2 separate regions of the Homo sapiens genome follow, and region 1 is linked to region 2. A link is an interaction called in ENCODE POLR2A ChIA-PET data of the cell type or tissue named here. Cell type or tissue: Panc1. All regions are shown on one strand. Each heading gives the region's core, and the rest is flanking DNA. Links, peaks and the distances in the headings are about the cores only. Region 1 has its middle 36 kb from the start of MIR4444-1. Region 2 overlaps LOC100130691 (Putative uncharacterized protein FLJ44553).

Region 1 (11,587 bases), core at 1,382-9,381, 180 kb before region 2:
TGGAGGAACAGGGTATGTGTGAGATGTGGAAAAGTGTCCCAACAAAAAAAAAAATCACTCTTGGGGAAGAGGGAGAACCTCAGCTGCATGACATGAGGACTGATTTATTTTCACCTTTCAAAATCATTCTTTTTTTTTTTTTTTCAGTCCTAGGAAATTGGGTCAGAATCTGCGTATCTAATGGGATCGTTACTGTTACACTTGTAAGATTTGGAATCCGTTCAAAAAACAAGCCAGAAACAAGCCTTTGTATACGTTAGGAAAAGATGCCCTGCATTAGAGCCCGGCCAAGGGAGAGATGGGGGCAGGTAACTGCAGTCCAAAACTGAGCAGCCACTCCTAGAAGCTCTGCTTGAAATTCATGCTGTTAAGACAAGCGACCAAAAGTATTTAACTCCTGCATTGACCTAGGCACCTCTCCTCCCAGCAGTTACCTGGGAAAGATACTCAGAATCAATGAGAAATGGGAAATCAAAGAACCTGCTATGGACTGAATTGTATCCCCTCCAAAATGCATATCTTGAAGCCCGAACCCCAGTGTGATGGTATTTGGAGAGGTGACCTTTGGGAGGTATTAAATAAAATTTACATGAGGCCATTGGTTTGGACTTGTTGCCAGTAAACTGAGTTTTTTCCCCACTTTGTATTGATGGCAAAGGAAGAATGTCCAGTTGGAAAAGGCAATCAGGTTTTATTCACTGGCCAAGAAGGAAGAAGGGGAGGCTCTCGCTCTAAACGCCCCTTCTCCCTGAACAGTAGAAGTTATGGGTACTTTAGGGACTGGGTATAGGGAGGGAGAGGGATGTTAGCATGTGCAGGGTGGGACTCCAGACACACAGGCTTAATTCAAAAACATACATCTTCATACAATGCATGTACAGAAAATGGAAGAGATTTTTCTTTTAGGGGAGGGATTTTAGCATTATAATGATATGTTAATGATCTGAAGGCAACTAGGGATCACTGTTGCAGTTTGCGCTGGTTAGCAGGTCTTATCTCCTTCTGGTATCTTGCCAGGGGTCAAAAAGCTCTGGCGCCATTCTGGCCTGTCTGGTTTCTTTAAGCAGCTGTGCCTATAAATAAAGCGACTAAAGGAAAGCATTTAAAAGAGGAACTTTCCCAGTTATTTCATCAGGGCTGCCCCAGTAACAGACAGCTTCTATGCCAGGCCCCAAAAGGCTAGACCAAAATGGAGTCACTCATGCCACATAATCAAACTAAAACTTTAAGGAAGCAGGGAAAACCCCAAACAGAGTGTTATCCCGAAAACAGAAGGTTCACAGCTACCAATCAGAAAGGCCCCAGTCAACCTGAGCTGGCAAGAAAAGGAAGTTCCCTCTACTTTAACCCTTACAAGGAAAGGTAACCTGATGAAGTAACCTGATGTTAACCATTCCTCTTTCTTAAAAATTCTTGTTTGGCTGGGCGCAGCGACTGATGCCTGTAATCCCAGCACTTTGGGAGGCCAAGGTTGGAGGATCACTTGACTGCAGGAATTTGAGACCAGCCTGAGCAACAGCACGAAACTCTGTCTTTATTATTTTTTGAAAAGTATATTTAAAATTTTTTTAAATCATTGTTTCCTTGTTCCCACCTTACAAAAATAAACTGCTCTGTCATGCCCAGCAGAGTGCCTTTTCTAAATTGTTAAATGAGATGCTCTCTTATTTGTGAATTGCTAATAAAAGCCAATCTGATCTTCAAACTAAATTTGTTGTAACTTTGTCTTTTGGCAGAGGTGATGAGGGTTTAGATGATGTCATGATAGTGGGGCCCTCATAATGGGATAAGTGCCCTTATGAGGGAACAGCAGAGAACTTGCTTCCTCCCCACCCCACCCCAGCCCCCATGTAAGGGTACAGGGAGAAGGTGGCTTTGCACTAGACAGGAAAAGAGCCCTCACCAGGGAACCAAATCAGCTGTCTCCTTGATGGCTTGGCTATCCCAGCCTCCAGAATTGTGAGAAACAAATTCCTATTGTCTAAGTCACCCAGCCTGTGGTATTTTGTTATGGCATCCCTAGCTGACTAAGCCAGAACCATACACCTAAAATCCCAATACAGAGATCTCTGGCTAATAGGCCAAAGTACACAATTTATACTCTAAAGGGGTTCTCTCCCTCCCCTTAAGCCCAAGCCCAGTTTTGGCATCTTCCTACACCAGTTAGCCTCTTGGGATAAGAGAAGAAAGTAAAAAATAGCTATATTGTGACCTGAAATCTGACCTGGCAAAGCCTGATAAAGGAGCTGGGAAGGGTGGGGTGGTGACCTAAGGAAGAGTGATTTAATGATTAAATCACCAACACTTTATTATAACATAGTTGATGGTGAGTTCTCAAAATGCAATTTTAGGGAGCCACTACACTAAGCAGGTGAAGAAAATATCAGAAAACCAAAAGTAATGTGGGATAAGTCAATACAGTATTCCAATACCAGAACCCAAAAGGAACAAAAATGTTAGCAAGAACTTAAATATTGACCTTGCTCTCTGGTCCATAAAATATAGAGGAGTAGCATTTTTTCTGGAACAAATCCATTTCTATAATTACTTAACTGACTAATCCAATACGGCTAAATTTACTAAACTCCAAGTTTACAACCAAGAGTTTTTCTTTCTTCTGAGGTATCTTAGAACATTTTAAAGTACTTTAAACTGTCATTTTATATAGTTATTAGAATGCTAGTGGTATGTAATGTAATAGTTTTAGTTTATGTAGTATATGTAATGCTATAGTTTTAATAAATAATAAAATTAATGCAGTCTCTTAAATAGTGATGTAAAATGATTCATTGTTCTTCAAATTATAATATTCACTATGTATGTTAACTTGGAAAAAAGGAAAATATCCAACTGGGAAATGGTTTTCAAACTTTTTTGTATCCATAAAACCTTTTTCAAAAACTATGCTTGGCTGGGTGTGGTGTCTCGTGTTTGTAATCCCAGCACTTTGGGAGGCCAAGAGGGTGGATCACTTGAGGTCAGGAGTACGAGACCAGCCTGGCCAACATGGTGAAACCCCATCTCTACCAAAAATACAAAAATTAGCCTGGCGTGGTGGCATATGCCTGTAATCCCAGATACTCAGGAGGCTGAGGCAGGAGAATCACTTGAACCCAGGAGGCGGAGGTTGCAGTGAGCTGAGATTGCTCACTGATGAACTGCCACTGCACTCCAGCCTGGGCAACAGAGTGAGATTCCGTCTCAAAAAAAAAAAAAAAAGCTATGCTTTACACAGACATTCCCTAGAAATACAAATAAAAGCAATAAAAGCAGATCTGGTAATAATTCCCTAGAAATAATAATTCCCTAGAAATACAAATAAAAGCATCAGTTTTGCTGGTAAATGTTTAACAAGGAGCTCTCTAAGAGAAATGGATTTGGAAGTTTGCTGCTTTCTATGGTGTAAATGCTCCCACCATGACCATTACACAGTGCAGAGTCAGGAAAGGAAGCATACATTCTAGTATTGTAAGTGGCACACCTCCACGCAGACCAGCACCCTCAGAACTCTTTCCCCCTGCTATCTTAATGCCCCAAGGGGCACAGTTTGAAAACTCATTGTAAGATAACTTTGTGCAGGGTATCTCTTTGATGGTTATCTCTAAAATTGATAAATTGCTGCTTATCGATAGTTGGAAATACTGTTTTCCTAGTCTTATGATTTTAATGAAGATCTTATAAAATACACAGTAGGAATTTAGTACACCAATAGAAGATTTTTCATGCTCATTTAAATAACCTTTTGACCTTCATGCCATGACATTCCCAATATATACTTTAGACATATTTTTTCCTCAAATTTAATGTTGTATGGAATTCTAAAAAGGGCACATAAACTAATTCTTAGAAATTTGCTTTTAAAATTATATAGGGGCACACAGACATCTTAGTCCCTACCCTCTTCCTCTGTCTCCTTTTCCTTCTTTTTCTCTCATCTTTCTCCCTCCCTTTCCTTCACTGTCTCTCTCTGAAAGTTATAATAAATTTGGAGAAGTTCAGCCTTGTTGAACGAGGAAGCAGAGTGAATTTCAAGCCTTTATCATTCCCAGCCTTAGAATTGAAAGATACGGGCCTTTTGACTTGGGGGAGTCTAGAGAGAAGGCCAGAAGCAAGTGACCCTCCTTCTACTGTTTGTGTCTGAGAAAGCCCAGGGAGTCGGAATGGTCTGCTACGGTCACATGACAGACAAATGCCCAGTCTGAGAATGCTGAGGAAAAGCATGACAGTCACATATGGGAATAATCCTCAAAAGGATAAAAGGAGGAACTGATTAGGAAACCCAGTTTTTGCCACTTCTTGGCAATAGCTATGTTTTTTTTCCCTCCTTTTACGTGTTTGCTCTCTTGTTAGCAAATAACCACTCTGTTGGGGTTTTTTTTTCTTCTTTTCAGGACTCTCTGTAGCCAACTTCTTGGGTTTTGGGTTTTGTTTTTGTTTTTGTTTGTAATATTATAGATTATGCTCTCAGGGAATTGGAAATAAACATTTCCTCACACATGCTATGAATCAACGGTGAAATACTTGCAGGTCAGATTGAGCTAACCAAGCTAACCAAAGGTGGGAAGCCCAAACTGCAGTTAAGAGCAGAGCCCTAGGCTATCCTTCCTAGCCTGCAGCCCCAGGCTGCCCTCAGTTTACAGTTTGTTTGTTTGTTTGTTTGTTTGTTTGTTTGTTTGTTTGTTTTTGTGAAAGCAAGGAGCCAAATGATCTATTCTCATTCCAGACAATATTTAGATACCACACCCTGGCCGGGCATGGTGGCTCGTGCCTGTAATCCCAGCACTTTGGGAGGCCGAGGAGGGGGTGGATCACCTGAGGTTAGGAGTTCAAGACCAGCCTGGCCAACATGATGAAACCCCGTCTCTACTAAAAATACAAAAATTAGCCAGATGTCGTGGTGGGCACCTATAATCCCAGCTACTCGGGAGGCTGAGGCAGGAGAATCGCTTGAACCCAGGAGGCGGAGGTTGTAGCGAGCCGAGATCGCACCATTGCACTCCAGCCTAGGCAACAAGAGCAAAACTCTGTCTTAAAAAAAAACAATACCACACCCTGCCTTCACCAAGCAGGGACTTATCTGAGACTGTGCCCTCTGCCTGGGGGGCAGGTAGTGGCTCTAGGAAGAGAAAGCAGACAAGGGAGGAAGCGGAATGTGTCTTCTGAATCAGGCTGGGTATATTGAGGACTTGGGGAGAGGGGCTTCTAAAGGGCTAAAGACTTTCAACAGGAACCATAGGAGAGGTTCTAGAATGTGCTAATTTAGGAAAGGAGGGTTCCAACAAGGAGCAAACATAGGAGAGGACAGAAAGCAATTCCAGTTACTAGAGCCCAAGATATGCCGGTGATGTGCCAGTCAGGTGGCTGGGGAAAGAGCAGTGTCAATACTGGAAAGGAAATCTGGTGCACTAGAGCACTCAGGCAAAAGCCCACTTAACCAGGAACAAAAGAGCCAAAAGAGCCAATTCATCCTAAACCTGGGAATAGAAGAATGCCACAGTAACCAGCAGGGGAGACTAAGGGGACAGGCTGGAAGAGCTAACATTCACACCATGTGCCAGGTATGATTCTAAACACTTTCATGTGTTCGCTTGTTTAACCACCAGCAACAGCTCTGTGCCATGGAGGTTATTAGCATCCCCTTTTACAGAAGAAAAAACTGAGAAACCAAGCATATACAGCTGGTAAGTAACGTAGTCTGGGTGCAAAACCACGAAGCTCATGAGCTTAAGAAGCATCCTATCACATAACCCAAAGAAGCAGCATACAGACCAAAACTGGGAAGAACAAGTTAATGTTTCCTAGTGAGTAACATGAAATTGTATTCTTACAATTTACCTCATCCATCAGTATATTGTGCTCTGAGATTCTTTCATATATAGCAAAGGCATTTGTTCACACGACAGATTCTGAGCACAATGTACAACAACCAACATATACATTGATTTGGCAAATACTTACTGGTCACCTCCCTCTTCCAGGCCTTAGGCTAGATGATAGGAATTCCTGGAATTTACAGTTAAGTGCAAGAACTTCATGGTCACAAATTATTACTGGAGAACGCAAAATAAATAAAAGCCCTCAAGTTTTAGCCAGGTGTGGTGGTGCACACCTGCAGTTCCAGCTACTTGGGAGACAGAGGCACAAGAATCGCTTGAACCCAGGAGGTGAAGGATGCAATAAGCCAAGATTTCGCCACTGCACTGCAGCCTAGGTGGACAGAGTGAGACCCTGCCTCAAAACAAAACAAAACCTCAGGTTTAAAAAAAAATACATTGACTTTAATTTTAAACACTATCTATTACTGATTACTCATCATGTACCAAAAACTTCACAGGTAATTGCAATGTTGCTATAATAACCCTGCACCTATTTTAAGATGAAGAAAAGTAGGCACTGAAAAGTTAAAAAAATTAGCTGTAGTCAGAGTAAATAAGTGGCAGAGATTTAAATCTAGATCCTTCTGATAGGAAAGTTCATGCTCCCTTGTGGCTCTACACTGAAATACAGAAATCCTGTAAAAAGGATGAAAGTCAGTGATAGTGAACTAAAGCTCCATGGACTTTCTAAATCATAATCACAATTTTTCTTGTAGTTAGAATATGTGAATTTTTACAAAAAGTCCATATGTGTATTGGGCAGGGAGTGGATTTGGGAGCAGGGCCATGTTGGATCAAAGGCCTGCTAGTTCTGAAGTAGTCTTTATAGAAAATACGTGGCCCAATGCAGTGGCTCATGCCTGTAATCCCAGCACTTTGGGAAGCCAAGGCAAGTGGATCACGAGGTCAAGAGATCAAGACCATCCTGGCCAACATGGTGAAACCCCATCTTTACTAAAAATACAAAAATTAGCTGAGCGTGGTGGCTCGAGCCTGTAGTCCCAGCTACTTGGGAGGCTGAGGCAGGAGAATCGCTTGAACCCGGGAGGCAGAGGTTGCAGTGAACCGAAATAGCGCCACTGCACTCCAGCCTGGTGACAGAGACTCCGTCTTAAAAAAAAAATACATACATATATATATATATATATACACACACACACACACATATATATATACGTGTATATATATACGTATATATGTATATATACGTATATATACATATATATGTATATATGTGTATATATATGTATATATGTATATATGTGTATATATGTATATATGTATATATATATGTATATATATGTATATATATGTGTGTATATATATTTAGTTTAATGATAAAAAAATATTTGGCCTACAAGCATTGGCTGAACTTTGGGGACGACATTCCCAGCGCTCTTCGAATCGCGAAGCAGCGCTGAAACAGCATCGAGGAAGGGCGCATCCACCAGGAGAGCGAGCTGCACTCCTACCTCTCGAGGCTCATTGCGGCAGAGCGTGAGAGGGAGCTCGAAGAGTGCCAACGGAACCATAAGGGTGATGAAGACGACAGCCAGGTCCGGGCCCAGCAGGCCTGCAATGAGGCCAAGCACGTGAGGGTGCCCCCCGCCCACATGACAAATACATGGCGGACATGGATGAGCTCTTCTCTCAGGTGGACGAGAAGAGGAAGAAGTACGACATCCCCAAATACCTGTGCTGTAAGATCAGTTTTGAGCTGATGCGGGAGCTATGCATCACGCCCACTGGCATCTCCTATGACCGCAAGGACATCGAGGAGCACCTGCAGCGCGTGGATCATTTTGACCCTGTGACCTGGAGCCCCCTAACCCAGAAACAGTTCATCCCCAACCTGGCCATGAAGGAGGTCATTGACGCATTCATCTCTGAGAACGGCTGGGTTGAGGACTACTGAGGCACCCAGCCCTGTCGGGCGTCCTGGTCCAGGAGGGCCCTGGGCAGAAGCCCCCAGCCCCTGTACACAGTTTGTGTCCCTGGCCACCCCGCCCGCTTCCCCCCAAGTTCTGCTGTTGGGCTCAGGACTGTTCCCCTCTCTGCATAGCTCTTGCTAGGCCGTGATCCTCCCCGTCCCCTGTTCTGGGCTGGAAAAGCAGGTGAGGGTGGGCTGGGCTGGGGCCACTGCCACCACTGTCTAATAAAATCCGTGAGCATTCAAACATATATATAAATATATATATTATATATATTATATATAATATATAATATATATAAAATATATATTATATATATAAAGGATATATATAATATATATATAAAGGATATATATATAATATATATATAAAGGATATATATAATATATATAAAGGATATATATATATAATATATATAAAGGATATATATATAATATATATATAAAGGATATATATAATATATATAAAGGATATATATATATAAAGGATATATATATATATATATATATATATATATCTCCTTTAAATTGCTCCTTTTTTGAGGGTGTTTAAAGGTAAAGGCATTCTCAGGGAAGACTTAAGGTATGATGGAGACCTTTACCTAATTCCTCACCTAGTGTTGGGGGTGGGATGAAGTCCACTTAGTAAAGCCCTTAACTTTATTTGCATTTCTGTTAGAAAGCTCCCTCCCAGGTGGCAAACTGATCTCAATATTCTCTTCCCTTACAGGCTGGTGAAAAAGCCTGGGGCAGTTTGAGTCATGGATCCCCCATTTTGATTCCTGTTTTGGTGGAAACACAAAGTAACCTAAGGCAGGTAAAGGTAGCACTTTCTCCAGAACTATCCTCAAAATTGATGTTTTGTCTCATTACACACACACACACACACACACACACACACAACCACGATCCAGTAGATATGTGTAAACATGACCCAAGAAGAATGAAAAGAATAATTACAGAACAATGTTAACTTTAAAAAAATCACAAGATATATAAATTTAGAAAGGAGGCTTTATTTTTTGTAAAGAGTGACAGCCTGCAAAGTGGCCATCCTGCAGGCTGGGAAGCACAGCCTCCAGCAAAGACCAGAGACAAACATTCAGAGGGAGTGAGAGGTAAGACAGGAATTTAAGTTTATTGAGTGGCCGAACACACATATTCAATCGGTTGTAGGATGAGCTATGAATATTCATGAAGATAGTCCTGATGCATGCCTACTGAACAAATATGCATGTTACAGATGACCCATGTTTACCTTGGGGTGGAGACTTAACATTTAAATGTATTACAATTAGGACCTATGCATCAAAAGGTCTTGTCAGGACATAAAGACACTCAAGTTGTGCAGCCTCTGTAAACTCACCCGAACCAGTCCTCGATTGGTAGCCTTCCTAACAAGAGAAATTTACTGAGACCAGGCACCTGTAATCTCTCCCAACACTTTGGGAGGCTGAGGCAGGAAAATTGCTTGAACCCAGGAGTTCACAACCAGCCTGGACAACACAGTGAGACTGCTACAAAAAATATAAAAGTTAGCCAGGCATGGTGGGGTGCATCTGTAGCCCCAGCTACTCAGGAAGCTGAAGTGGAAGGATTGATTGAGCCAGAGATGTCCAGGGTGCAGTGAGCCATGATCATGCCACTGCACTCCAGCCTGAGTGACAGAGCAAGACAGCAGAAGCTCTTTAGTTTAATTAGATCCCATTTGTCAATTTTGGCTTTGGTTGCCATTGCTTTTGGTGTTTTAGACATGAAGTCCTTGCCCATGCCTATGTCCTGAATGGTAATGCCTAGGTTTTCTTCTAGGGTTTTTATGGTTTTAGGTCTAACGTTTAAGTCTTTAATCCATCTTGAATTGATTTTTGTATAAGGTGTAAGGAAGGGATCCAGTTTCAGCTTTCTATATACGGCTAGCCAGTTTTCCCAGCACCATTTATTAAATAGGGAATCCTTTCCCCATTGCTTGTTTGTCAAAACATTTTCAAATGATTATACATTGTTCTAAGGGTGAATGCAAAAACCTTGGGAAAATTTTCTTCTTTGAATAAAGTTCACTGTACTTATTCCCACTCTCCAGATACACTGTACCTGTGGCATTTCTCTGTGTACCAGTTTTATTACTGTTGTACTTAATATGTGAGAAATGATTTGTTGTCTAGGAGACACCAATAAAAGCAGAACTTAAGGCATGTATATTTCGAAAGCGAAAAAAGTCAACAGGTTATATATATAGTGTCATAAATATTTATAACATTCATCAATTTCAAAGGCTTCTAGTTATTTGACTTATGCTGTTTGGTTAACGCCTACATTACTATAAATGATCTCAGGATCATGAAAGGCCTTTAAAAAGAGTGTTAGTATATTAATATGACCTGAGGCTTGAAAAAGCATTTCCATTTATGACTCAAAATAGAACATAAAAGAATGCTAAAACACCAATGCTATATTGTACAATTCGGGAGAATAAAGTCAGTGAGATCCTAAGTTCCACAAAGGCAGGGACCCAAATGTGTTTTACTCAATGTTGTATGTGCAGCACTTAGCACTACTGACTGACACAAGGTGAGTAATCGGTTAGTAAATGTTTAGTTAGAATACATGGAAGGGGATATGTTATGGAAAATCAATGGGTGAGCATTTCACAAATTCTAGTATGAATCCCTTTTTACAGTTTTGGCCAAATTTATTACTCTTGCTGTAAATAAGGTCTTTGCATAGAAAATCAAATATTTTAAAATCATGATGATTATTAAGACTGTGTAGTCCTGTGTATATTGTCAGGACTCTTGGTTGCAAATGACAGAAACCCCACTCCGCTTATTTTAGGCAAATAAGGAAAATGTTTTTTGCTCACAAAACTAGATACATATAAAATTCCAGTTTCTGGCCATGTGCAGTGACTCAGGCCCATAATCCTAGCACTTTGGGAGGCTAAGGCGGGCAGATTGCTTGAGTCCAGGAGTTCAAGACTAGGCTGGGCAACATGGCGAAACCCCATCTCTACAAAAAATACAAAAATTAGCTAGGTGTGGTGGCACACACCTATAGTCCCAGCTACTCTGGAGGCTGAGGTGGGAAGATCACTTGAGCCAGGAAGGCAGAGATGGCAGTGAGCCCAGATTGCGCTACTGCACTCCAGCCTGGGTAATGGAGTGAGACCCTGTTTCAAAAAAATAATAATAAAATAAAATTCCAGTTTCCAAGCTGGCTTCAGCATAGCTCTTTCCAGATGCTCAAATGATGTCCTCAGGAATACTTTCTCTCTCTCTCTCTATCTCACTCGCTCTCTCTCTCTAGCTTCCCTTCCTGCATGCTTTCCTTATTAGCTTTATTCTCAGGCAGGTTTTCTGCGTATGATGGGAAATGTGGCCCCTGCAGTTCACAGAGCTCTTATAGGGTCCCTCTTTGAACATCTGTATCAGCTGCCGAAAACATGGTTGGCCCTGTCCATGGTCACAAGCTCATTCTTAGATCAATCTCTGTTTCCAAAAGAGTAGGGTACCATGACTGGCCAACCATAATCACTCAGAGCAAGGGAGAGACAGTTCTCAAAATATAGGCTATGGAACAAACAACTTACATATCTATGAAGCTGTGCAAAGGACTTAAAATATAACACTAAGTTGTTTTAAAGGATGGAGAATCATGTATTTATTAGGATGATATTGTTATTGATTCATAGGTTAGCCAAGTTCAAAATTAAAGTCTTAACTTGTCAAAAGATATTATTCTACTTCCAAAATTATATGTTTTGTAATAAATCTAATTTTCCTGA
Region 2 (11,587 bases), core at 1,511-9,510:
ATTAGTCCTTTGTCAGATGTATACATTGTGGAGATTTTCTCCCACTCTGTGGGTTGTCTATTTACTCTGCTGACTGTTCCTTTTGCTGTGCAAAAGCTCTTTAGTTTAATTAAGTCCCAACTATTTATCTTTGATTTTATTGCATTTGCTTTTGGGTTCTTGGTCATGAAATCCTTGTCTAAGCCAATGTCTAGAGGGTTTTTCCAATGTTATCTTCTAGAATTTTTACAGTTTCAGGTCCTAGATTTAAGTCCTTAATCCATCTTGAGTTGACTTTTGTATAAGGTGAGAGATGAGGTTCCACTTTTATTCTCCTACATGTGGCTAGCCAATTATCACAGCACCATTTGTTGAAAAGGGTGTCCTTTCCCCACTTTATGTTTTTCTTTGCTCTGTCAAAGATCAGTTGCCCGTAAGTATTTGAGTTTATTTCTGGGTTCTGTATTGTGTTCCATTGGTCTATGAAAAAAATTTTTTTTTGATATATTGTCTTACTCTGTCAGGCTGGAGTGCAGTGGTGCAATCTTGGCTCACTGCAGCCCTGACCTGTCAGGCGCAGGTGATCCTCCCACCTCAGCCTCCTGAGTAGCTGGGACCACAGGCATGTGCCATGAAGGCTGGCTAATTTTTTTTTTTTTTTTTTTTTTGTAGAGACAGGGTTTCATCATGTTGCCCAGGCTGGTCTCAAACTGCTGTACTCAAGCGATCCATCCATCTCGGTCTCCCAAAGTGCTGGGATTACAGGTGTTAGCCACCATGTCCAGCCCATAACTTTTAATGATTCTATTGTCTCCACATAGCAATGAAGGTAGGTATGAGGAGGCTGGCCAGGGATCTTCTGCATATCTGCTCTTGCAAATGGTGGCCTCTGCAGCTAGTGGAGCTCACCAGGATTTGGGCTAGGAGTAATAGTTAACCAAGGCCCTGGAAATCACAACCATTCCAAAAGGGGCATGGACAATGGTTGGACTCCCTTAGTGTTTCAAACGGGGCAGAAATTAAGGGTCAATGGTAACATCTCATCATAAACTTCTTTATTTGAAACACTGATGGGAAGCTTTCTTTCATCTTTTCTGCTTTTTCTTTCCTTTTCTTTCTTTTTTTTTTTCTTAATAGAAACATATCAGAAAAGTCAGCAAGCATAATCCCAAGGAAGGATTTCTGACAAAGAGCCTTTAGATAAAAACATATTTATCAAAAAACAAATTTTTCAGTCAAGGGCCTTTAGACACTGTATCATTTTCTTTCCTTATAACAGATATTCAGACTACTTCTTGGAAGGGCCCCAAATGCCTTGCCTAAGAACAATGGACAAAAGTCGCAGTCTCCTAATTCCATTAGTCAGAAAACATTGTGGTTTCAGAAGTTTTTGCTTATAGGGCATTTTGTAGCGGTATCCTAGACAGGGGTTGACATGGAAACCTGTGTTTCTCCAATAGGGTTTCCATGGCAATTCTATAGATTTTCTCATTTGTTAATAGCAATAGCCTTGGTCTTGATAACTAATATAATAGACCTGAGATTAAAAAGGTGAATCACTCTACTTGGATGGGGTTCCCTTGTCAGGGTCAGAATAATATATTTGGCAACCAACCAGCCTCTGCACAGAATCATCTAGAACTGTGTTAACTAATATGATGTCCATTATCCACATATAGCTATTTAGATTTAAATTAATTAAAGCTAATAAAAATTAAAAATTCAGTTTCTGACTTTCAAGTGCCATTTTTCTAGTGCACATGGGGCTAGTGGTTACCCACTAGACAGCACAGTTATAGGACATTTCTATCATCATAGAAGTTCTGCTGGACAGCATTGATGTAGAAGAATCATTTATCTGTAAATGTATCACTCATTCAATTAGTAATTCATTTAAATTGAGATACCTTCCTTAAATTTTTTCAGTCTCACTATAAACCAGAAACAAAGCAAGGCCGGACATGGTTAATACCTGTAATCGCAGCACTTTGGGAGGCCAAGGCAGGCGGATCACTTGAGCTCAGGAGTTTGAGACCAGCCTGGGCAACATGGTGAAACACCATCACTACAAAAAATATAAAAATTAGCTGGGCATGGTGGCATATGTCTGTGGTCCTAACTACTCAGGCAGGATTGCTTGAGCTCAGGAGGCAGAGGTTGCAGAGAGCTGGTAACAGGCCACTGTGCTCTGGGCTCCAGCCTGGGCATCAGTGCAAGACCCTGTCGAAGGAAAAAAAAGAAAAGAAAAGAAAAGAGAGAAGAGAAAGCAAACAATCCCAGCACCCAATCCTTAAAAGGATTCTTGGCTATTACATTTCATTCAGGGCTTGTAGTAACTGGGGGTAGTGTTTTTGTAACTTGTTAAAAACTATGTTCAAATGTAGCTCCAAGTAGAGGGAGGAAGAGGTCCTTATTAGTGGTGTTTGGGGAAAGGCCCATATTAAAGACATAATCCTCATTGTTCCAGAATTTGAAAATACTCTTGGACAAAGGTTCCCCATATCTCGTATGAATTTAGGGAACCTAAGAAAGTCCTCTGTCTTACTCCCTAAATACATCTTCTCCACCTACTCATCGTGAAACATAAAATTCTCACATATAAGTGGGAGCTAAGTAGTGTGTGTACACATGAACTTAGAGTGTGGAATAGACAATGGAGACTCAGAAGGGTGGGAGGGGAGGGGAAGAAGGATGAGAAATTACGTAATGGGTACATTGTAACATTATTCCAGTGAGGGTTCCACTAAAAGTCCAGACCTCCCCAGGAGGTAGTGTATCCATGTTAGCAAAACTTCACTTGTACCCCTTAAATTTATACAAATAATTTTAAAATAATTTTATATAAATGGAAAACAATTCCCTCAATAGGGAGAAAAAACTTTTATTAGAAAATTAGATATAAAACTTTAACATAAATATCCTTGGGAGAAACACTTAGATATTTAGAAACACTTATGTATTTACTAAGCTGTAAATATCTACCACTTACCAATAGGTTTTCACAGACGGAAGAGAAAGTTCAAAGTTGCTGACTTTCTGGATTGAAATAGAACTGATTGGGGAGAGAAGGATCAAAAGGAGAAAGATTTGCAGTAAGGGTAGATTTTTACTGCCCAACTTTGCCAAAGCTTAGCCTTTGGTATTTAGGGACTATAAAGTGACAATTGGATTGACAGAACAACCATCTCTGGTTTCCATTTGCTTTGAAATTGGGGTCCCCCCAGACCCTGAACAAATTCACTAATTACTCTCAGCATGAGAATGATCAACACTGGTCTAGGCATTTGACTTTTGGTGACAATAAATTACAGAATTTCAGAGTCTGAGGAACTTTGGTAGCATTTTGTCCACTTCATTAGGCCAAGAATTTGAAAATTATCTTCTTCTAAACTTCAGGGTCTATTTCAGGGATATCATAAAATTTTACCTAAATTTTCATTTCTAAATTGCAAAACCTACTAGATTAGATTAGAAGCTTCCTGCCCATCATCCTTAGTCTCCAGCAAAGGGCAAAATACCTTATAATGTTTGTGCATCTGCTGAGCTGCAGTCTCCTATTTTAGAGATAAAGAAAATGAATCCTAGAAAAGGAAAATGTTTTTCCCAAGGTCATGGAGTGAAGTAACAGTAAGACAGTACTAGGACCAAGTCTTCTGTGTGTTCTTTCCACAGCACTGTGCTGATTTCTCACAACTGTTTTCTTTCTTCGAATACTTAGTTGTGGAGGCTGGTACAGCTTCCCACAGTTCAGTTGGGTGCAATTACTGTTTCTGTCTCTTTTATTTTAGTGTTTTTAATTCATTTACTGTCTAGCAGTGCTGAAAGCATCAAATGGGAGTACTTTCTTGTCCTAGGCAAAGATAGTGTAGCATTAAAGAAAAATTACTAGGAAGAAATACAGCAAAATATTATCAGCATATCTCTTGGGTAGTAGAATTACAATATAAATTCAGATCATATATTTAAATAATTTTAAAAGTAAAATTTTTTTAAATTTTAAATTTTTTAATTTTAAAATTTAAAAATTTTAAAAAATGGTTAATTTTACTAATAATATAAATATTTTATTTTCTTTTTAATCTTTTTGTATGCCCATTTTTTTCTAAAATGATCATTAATTTTAAATATTTTATTAATATTTTTCTCATGAATTGCTTTATAATCAGAAAAGAACATTCTACGTAATATATGTATGATATAATATTACAATATATATATGATCTCCTTCTCCTATTTGTATTGTTTGAAAGGATCCTAACTTCATTTACATAGAGCGAAGCAGTGGGCTCCCATTAAAAAGGGTGAAGGATACTTTAATTATCTTACAGATATTTGGACAGTCAAGGAGGGCATTTATTTGTGCCACTCCTTTTCCCGTATTTTCAGCTGAAAGAGCAGACTATTGTCTGAAATGATTGCTGGCTTTGCAGCTGAAACCAGCTCAGTCCCCCTTTTATTCTCAGGCTCTCTGTCTTTTGGCTCCCTGAAAATGTGCAGCCTTTTTTCATTCTCGCCAACGTACTGATTTCCATACATATCATACACATATATATTTTTTTAAATTTTAATTAATTAATTAATTAGAGATAGGGTCTGGCTCTGTTGCCCAGGCTGGAGTGCAGTGGCACAATCTTGGCTCACTGCAAACTCTGCCTCCTGGGCTCAAGTCATCCTCCCATCTCAGCCTCCTGAGTAGCTGGCACTATAGGTGTGCACCACCATGCCTGGCTAATTTTTGTACTTTTTGTAGAGATGAGATTTTGTCATTTGCCCATGCTGGTCTCAAACTACACATATCTTTTTTTTGGAAAAAATCCTTACTTATCCACGTAATGCAAGACAACAAAAAAGTATAAACTATTAATCGTAGGGGTAGATTTTGTATTTCACTTAGCAGGTAAAATGTTATTGAGTTAATTTCCTTAACATTGCACCTCACCCTTCTAAAACACATAAAAAGGAGTATAATCCTAGGCTTTTGTATGCTAGAAATAAAAATAAATTAAAAATGATCCTCAGAAACTATTGATGTGTGTGTGTGTGTGTGTGTGTGTGTGTGTGTGTGTCAGAGAGATACAGAGAAAAGACAGGATGGCTTTACTCTTCTGTGGGTCAGCCTAGATATGTTTTAAGGTGTTTAAGGTGTTTTTCTGCATTCATTAAAAAAATTCTAATGAAATTCCATAAAATTTAAATTCTGTCTCTTTCAAAAGACAGAAAATATAGAAAATTTGAATCTCTCAATTATCATCTCATGTATTTATGTTTCTTTCCCCTTTCAGCTTCCTTCTCCTTTTCTGAACCCCAACCACCCTCACCATACCAGTTCCCTGATGCTACTAATCAAAATAAAAAATCTGAAAACAGCATCTGTTTTGCTACTTTTCAGCTATGCCCAGATATTAACCATTAACCTATTTATGCTGGAGATTGCAATTTTTTTGTGTGTGTGAAAAATCAGAACTTGGCGATGATCTTGAGCAGTAGGATATAAATAACTCCCACAAGCTTAGCATTCCAATAATGGAACACTAGGCATACATATTAGGAGTCTAAGAAGCTGTGCCAATTTGCTACTGACATTTTTCTACTTAATAGTGTAGGTAATATATATTGTAAAAACATACACATTTTACCCAAGGGACTTAGTAAAATAAAGCTATTTCATTTGGGTTTTAAAAAAATGCAGCCAAACATATTTTCTGCCAAAGCTGTCTCTCATGCAAAACCTTGGCTCACCAAGCCAGATATGTCCTTCCTCGTTACATTTCTTTTTTTTGCCATAAAAACTGCTTTCTTCAGTTTCTTATTCTCCGGGGCCATGTGTGAAGGTCAGAACCTATCCAAGACATAATGGAGTAGACTATCCAGTTCAGCTAATGATTTCAATGTTTTTTTATGGAAAAATACCTTCTGGAACCCCATGTTAGTAACTCAAATAAAGGAGGTGTCAGGACAAAGGCAGCCAGTGAAGGAGGCCCTTCCTTTCTTGTTTTCCCTTTTTCTTGCTCCCCTTTGCCTCTTGCTCTCCATCTACAATTTTTTTTTTTTTTTTGAAAAAGGGTCTGACTCTGTCACCCAGGCTGGAGTGCAGTGGCATGATCATGGCTCACTGAAGCTTTGATCTCCCAGGCTCAGGTGATCCTCCTACCTCAGCCTCCCAGGTAGCTAGGATCACAGGTGTGCCCCACCACACCTGGCTAATTTTATTTTTTGTACAGACGAGCTCTTACTATGTTGCTCAAGCTGCTCTTTAACTCCTCAGCTCAAGCAATCCACTTGCCTTGGCCTCCCAAAGTGCTAGGATTACAGGTGTAAGCCATTGCACCTAGCCTGAGTTCTTTTAGACAGTGTTGAAATTGTATCACTGTATCCTTATTTCATTATGATGAGTGGTATTGATAAATAAGGTCTAGGTTCACGTGTAGGTGCAAATGTAGATAAAGGATGTGGCACCTAACTATCAATTCTTTATACACTTAGCAGATATGGTTGAGGTGCCTTTTGCCTGGTCTTACTTCCAGGGGTTAATTCCTAACGTATTCTTTGGTTGCCTTCTCATTGAAGTTTAGCTGTAAGCCTAGGATTTAACTAGACACAAAGATACACAGTGTTTAGAATTTACTACAAAACAGTACGTGAATTTTCTTTTACAAAACTGTTACTTTTGGGTTTCTTTACATTTAAAATAGATTTTGGGGCCCGGCGCTGTGGCTCACGTCTGTAATCCCAGCACTTTGGGAGGCTGAGGTGGGGAGTTGCTTGAGTACGGGAGTTCGAGATCAGCCTGGGTAACATAGTGAAACCTGTCTTTACAAAAAAATACAAAAATTAGCTGGGCATGATGGTGTGCACCTGTGGTCCCAGCTACTTGGGAGGCTGAGGTGGGAGAATTGCTTGATCCTGGGAGGTTGAGTCTGCAGTGAGCTGTGATTGCGCCACTACACTCCATCCTGGGTGACAGAGCAAGACCCTGTCTCAAAGGGAAAAAAAAATAGATTTTGAGGGCAAAGAGGGACATGCGAGATAATGTCTCTGGGAGTGGGAGAGCACTGTACAATAAAGTACATTGAAGGCAGCAGAAAGGTAAAAAAAAAAAAAAAAAACAGTGAGAAGTTAGCATTCATTTCCCAGGGCCTTGCCCAGTCATCTTGACCTTGCCATTGAGCCCACAATACTTTTGCTATAATCTTCTGCAAGGCTGGATCCAGGCAAGCTTGTAAAAAGAAAAATAAAGTTAAACTTTGTTTTTGCAATTCCTCCAAGTGGCCCCTCCCTTCCTTAATCTTAAATCCTTCATACGCTTCTTTTGCAATCTCCTAATCACTCCTAAGGGCTACCTACATCAGTAACCCTCTACCAACTCCATGCCCGAAAGCATCCCAGGCTTTTCTTCCTCTTCTGTCTTGATTTCATTGCCAGAAAACTCTGCCCTGGTGCCTAGTGGTACCCTTGTATCTGTCCTTATCTGTGATGAGGTTGCGAGATAGCTTTATGATATCTTTACTCCCTCTGCATGCCAGCAACTTCATGTGTGAAGCTTGAACTACTACCTGTAGGTGGTAACTTCCAAATCTAAACATTTCTATGTGTTACAACTGTAGGCATCTCAAAATCAATGTCTGAAAACTGAACTTATTGTTTCCCCTGCAAACATGCTCTTCCTTTTCTGATGTTAATTCATTTCTCAGTAGATCAGGCTTGAAAACTGCTAAAATTTTACACTAGTAAAAGTTTAAATGTTATCCATATCCTCAGATTTCTCTAATTTCCTATCAGAATGAATCCCTCTCCATCCACTGTACCCTGGCAGTACTTTGCTTATATCTACAGTAGAGCATCTGGGATCAATCATCTTGTATATATTGGTAGTCATTTCTAAGGATGTATATGCTTCTTTGTAAAACCCTGCAAGTCTCAGTCTATCTTTTCCCAGCCTTCCTAACTAGATCCTGGCATAGCAGATGGGGGTGGCAGGGGCGGGGTGTCACAAACTATAGAAATTGAAGCCTCAACTGAAGTATGTGCTTCAATGTTGGCTAGGTTCTCAAGTATGTCTTTACTTAGCACACTCTCTCATTCTCTTCTGCAACTATTCCAATCGTGACTGTTCCGTTCCTCAGACATCCTTCCCTTGCCACCTCCCTGCCTCACTCTCAGCAAATAGTCTTGCTTCCTCCTTCAATTACTTCAATCAGAAAAATTGATAACACCAAGGAAGAGCTTCTTTCTAAGAAAGTACTCACTAGGCAAGAAATCTTTCTTTACCTGACTTGTATCTTGACTCCATTAGACCTACTGCTCTTTCTTCATCTGTAGAATTGGGATGATATTAGTGCCTACCCTAAAGTATTACTGTAAGGATTAAATGGGACAACCTATGTGTTGAGTGGAATACTGTGCACTAATTCAAGAGGAGTACTCCACTTTTTCCCATTGCACCTTGACACAGGAGTTACCAAGGAAAACATAACATAACCCTTTACATAGTGAAGGGTTATGTTACATAGACAGTGAAGAGACAGTGCAAGATCAACTGCAACAGTGTGCCTCAGTCCCCCGTGGCTAGACCATCTCTTCCAGCAGAACAATGTGCCTATGTGCACTCCTTCCACCTATCACAGAGGCAGGACTCCTCCTTCTCCTGTGTGGAGTCTGAAATATTGAAAGCCTGGGATGCGTCTGAGGGCCACTGAGATACACACGTCAGCAGAGGCCAGGAATATTCATGGAGTCTGCAACAGGGAAAGATACTCCTACACAAGGTGATAAGCCCAGCACAGGCTGCGTAGGCGGTTCATCTCTTGGTTAGGAAGTGTTCCAGGCTCAAGCCCATCCTTATGTGGCTGAACGGGGATCCAGAGACTGCACGAGACTGCCTTTCTCAACACTCTGCAAACCACTTAGCACAGTGCCTGGCATAGAGCAGGTCCTCATAAATATGAATTAATGATATTACTAATAACTTTCTCTCTCCTACCCTTTTTTCTTTGTTCCTGCCCAGTAGAAAAGGTCGCCCTCTTTCTGTCTGTGGCTAATTCCACCTCACTGTGATTTACCTCCCCTCCTCGCTGTCTTTTCAGTTACTGAGTCTAATTAGGCACCCTTCCCTCAAATTCCTGTCTTAACCTTTCCTCTCTATTTGGCTCTTTCCCCTTAGAATATAACAAAGAGTTTCAAATCTCCTCATTGCCAAATAACCCTCCTTCAACACCGCATCTCTCTCTGTCCCTTCCCATGTTATTCCCATCCCTGCATAGCCACATTTCTCAGAAGGCCAGTCTATACTTATTACTCTTACTTCCTCACAGCCTCAGTCCACTGCAAGCCCCCTCCCTCCCAATGTTGCCCTGATAACACTCCCACCAACGTCTCTAATAACCCCTTGATTGCTAAATCCAGTGGACATGCCAGTTTTTCATTTGGGGCTCTGATGTTTCTGGCCAAACCCTCCTTGAAATTCTATCCTCTCCCTCTGATCCTGGTTTTCTGTTTTGTTTTGGATTTATTTCTACATCCCTGGCCAGTTCATCTTAGCCTCCCTCATGGGCCACTCTTTTTCCATTCCACACTTAAATGTTGATACTCTTCTCATCCTTGGCTGTGGCTGGCCCCTCTGTTCTTTTCCCTCAATTCCTCAGTGACTTCACCCATCCAGAAGGTTTCAACTACTACTTTTCTCCTGATGGTTAGGAATTTTATATTTCATACCCTGGGTTTCCCACAGGTTTCTACTGCAGGACTCCTCTTAGGCATTAGCATGCTAATGGGCTTTGTGGCTCTTTGGGAGAGGGAGTGACAGTGATCAGAGTTTCTCACATTTATTTGACCATAAAACTTTTTTTTTCCTTGGGGAATCTTACAGGACTAGCACTCTGGGAAACACACCTTGGACAATGATGTTCTGTCCTATTTCCAGTCTGATTTCAAGTGTCTCCCCTGGGTGCCCTGAAGCACCCGTGCATACTTCTCTCTAGTCCTCACCATGATGTACATGTCTGATTCCCCCACAATATCCTTCAAGGCAGGACATACATCTTCGTATCTATTGCCTGGCACAGTGTCTTGCATACGGAGGTTGCCTTAAAAATGTCTGATGAGTGAATGGATAAAGGAATGAATGGTAACCTACCTTTTCCTGGCACAGATCAGAATATTCTACTACAGTTAAAGTAGTCCAAATTGGGTAGGACTTGAATCTGAGGATTGATGTTGAACACCTTGTGTTACGTGTTACAGTAACTGCAAAGAAATATGAGACAAACTCTTTTTCCTCAAGGCAGACAAAATGAACTTAAATGAAACTATCTGAGAATGTTTAAATGTTAAGCTGTATGGATATAATTGTAAATACTATGGGTACTCTTAGTTCGTAGAGGTCACTGAGATCTATGGTAGTTAGATTGGCTAGAGAATATTATAAATGGTGCTTTAGTAAGGTTATTTTGACAGGAATGCATGCAAGAGTAATTCAAAATGGGGAGCCTAGAGAAGGCTAGATTGTCCAGGAATGAGGAGATGTGGTCTGGCATAGGCTATGGCTGCGGAATTAGCAAGGAAAAGGAGATTCTGCTTCTGGTAAAACTTGGTAATAGTTGGAATAGATGTGAAAGGATAGGAGACAAGTCAAGAAGGCTTTCAGGTCTCTTTCTGAGAACTTCACTCTGTCTACAATGCTGTTGCGAATTCAAGCTAAATGTCAAAGACAAAGCTACTAATCTTCTCATCCCAACTATATACTTGCTTCTTCTACTTTACTATTTGTTTAATGTTTAATTATAATTTTGAATTCTTATTCTTTTATCCAGGGAATTAGCAAGCCCATAAAACTTGGTCATTCATTTCAATTACAGCTTCCATGTATAGATACACTGAACTTATATGTGTAAATGTGAGTGTTTGTGTGTGTAATAAACTTCCTGGGTCTGTTAAAAAGGCTCAATTTTGTCCAATTGGCTGAATTTATCTTATGGCTAGTACAAGAAGTTTTTATTACATAGATTTAGCTTAGTATCATCTTCAAATGTTATAAGAATGTGCTCCCATTACCTTCAGTTGGGACCTTAAAAAGAGGCAATGAATAACTTAAGCTTCAGACTGGACACAGTGGCTCATGCCTATAATCCCAGTGCTTTGGGAGGCCAAAGTGGGAGGACTGCTTGAGTCCAGGAGTATGAGACCAGCCTGGGCAACACAGTAAGACCCTGTTTTGATAAAAATAAAGGTAAAAAATTAGCCAGGCATGGTGGCACACACCTGTGGTCCTAGCTACTCAGGAGGCTGAAGTGGGAGGATCACTTGAGCACAGGAGTTCAAGGTCACAGTAAGCTATGATTGATTATCCCACTGCACTCCAGCCTGGGTGACAGAGCAAGACCACATGTTTAAAAAAATATTTAACTTAAGCCTCAGGCTAATCACTCACTTTAGGTCACCATTCACAGAATGATTTATCAATGATCATTGTCCTTTGAGTGCTAGCCTTGGTGATTCATATCTTGAGCACTTGCTCTATAGGACCTTATCATTTAAGCTAATATATCCCAAAAGTATAGAAACAGGTACTGGGGAAAAATCATCCTGTGGGTGAACACATTGTATTACACAA

The links. ChIA-PET counts read pairs that join two places held together with the same protein. Peaks named below come from ENCODE experiments on the same cell type or tissue, not always from the same donor. Only the 100,000 strongest peaks of a DNase experiment are listed, where the experiment ranks them.
Region 1: POLR2A ChIA-PET joins it to region 2 with 10 read pairs; 2 of 35 experiments call an interaction of 5 or more read pairs at or near these places.

Annotation. Positions count from the first base shown.
Region 1 is chr2:177,170,471-177,182,057 of GRCh38, forward strand. It overlaps the pseudogene STUB1P1. Among named protein-coding and RNA genes, the nearest start is that of MIR4444-1, 36 kb to the right of the region's middle. RefSeq lists an enhancer at 1-229. In Panc1, for the core only: no CTCF peak of the experiment used is centred there; no DNase peak of the experiment used is centred there; H3K27ac peaks cover 5,205 bases.
Region 2 is chr2:177,354,736-177,366,322 of GRCh38, forward strand. The region is part of intron 1 of LOC100130691 (Putative uncharacterized protein FLJ44553); the gene reads right to left. Among named protein-coding and RNA genes, the nearest start is that of AGPS, 32 kb to the right of the region's middle. In Panc1, for the core only: no CTCF peak of the experiment used is centred there; no DNase peak of the experiment used is centred there.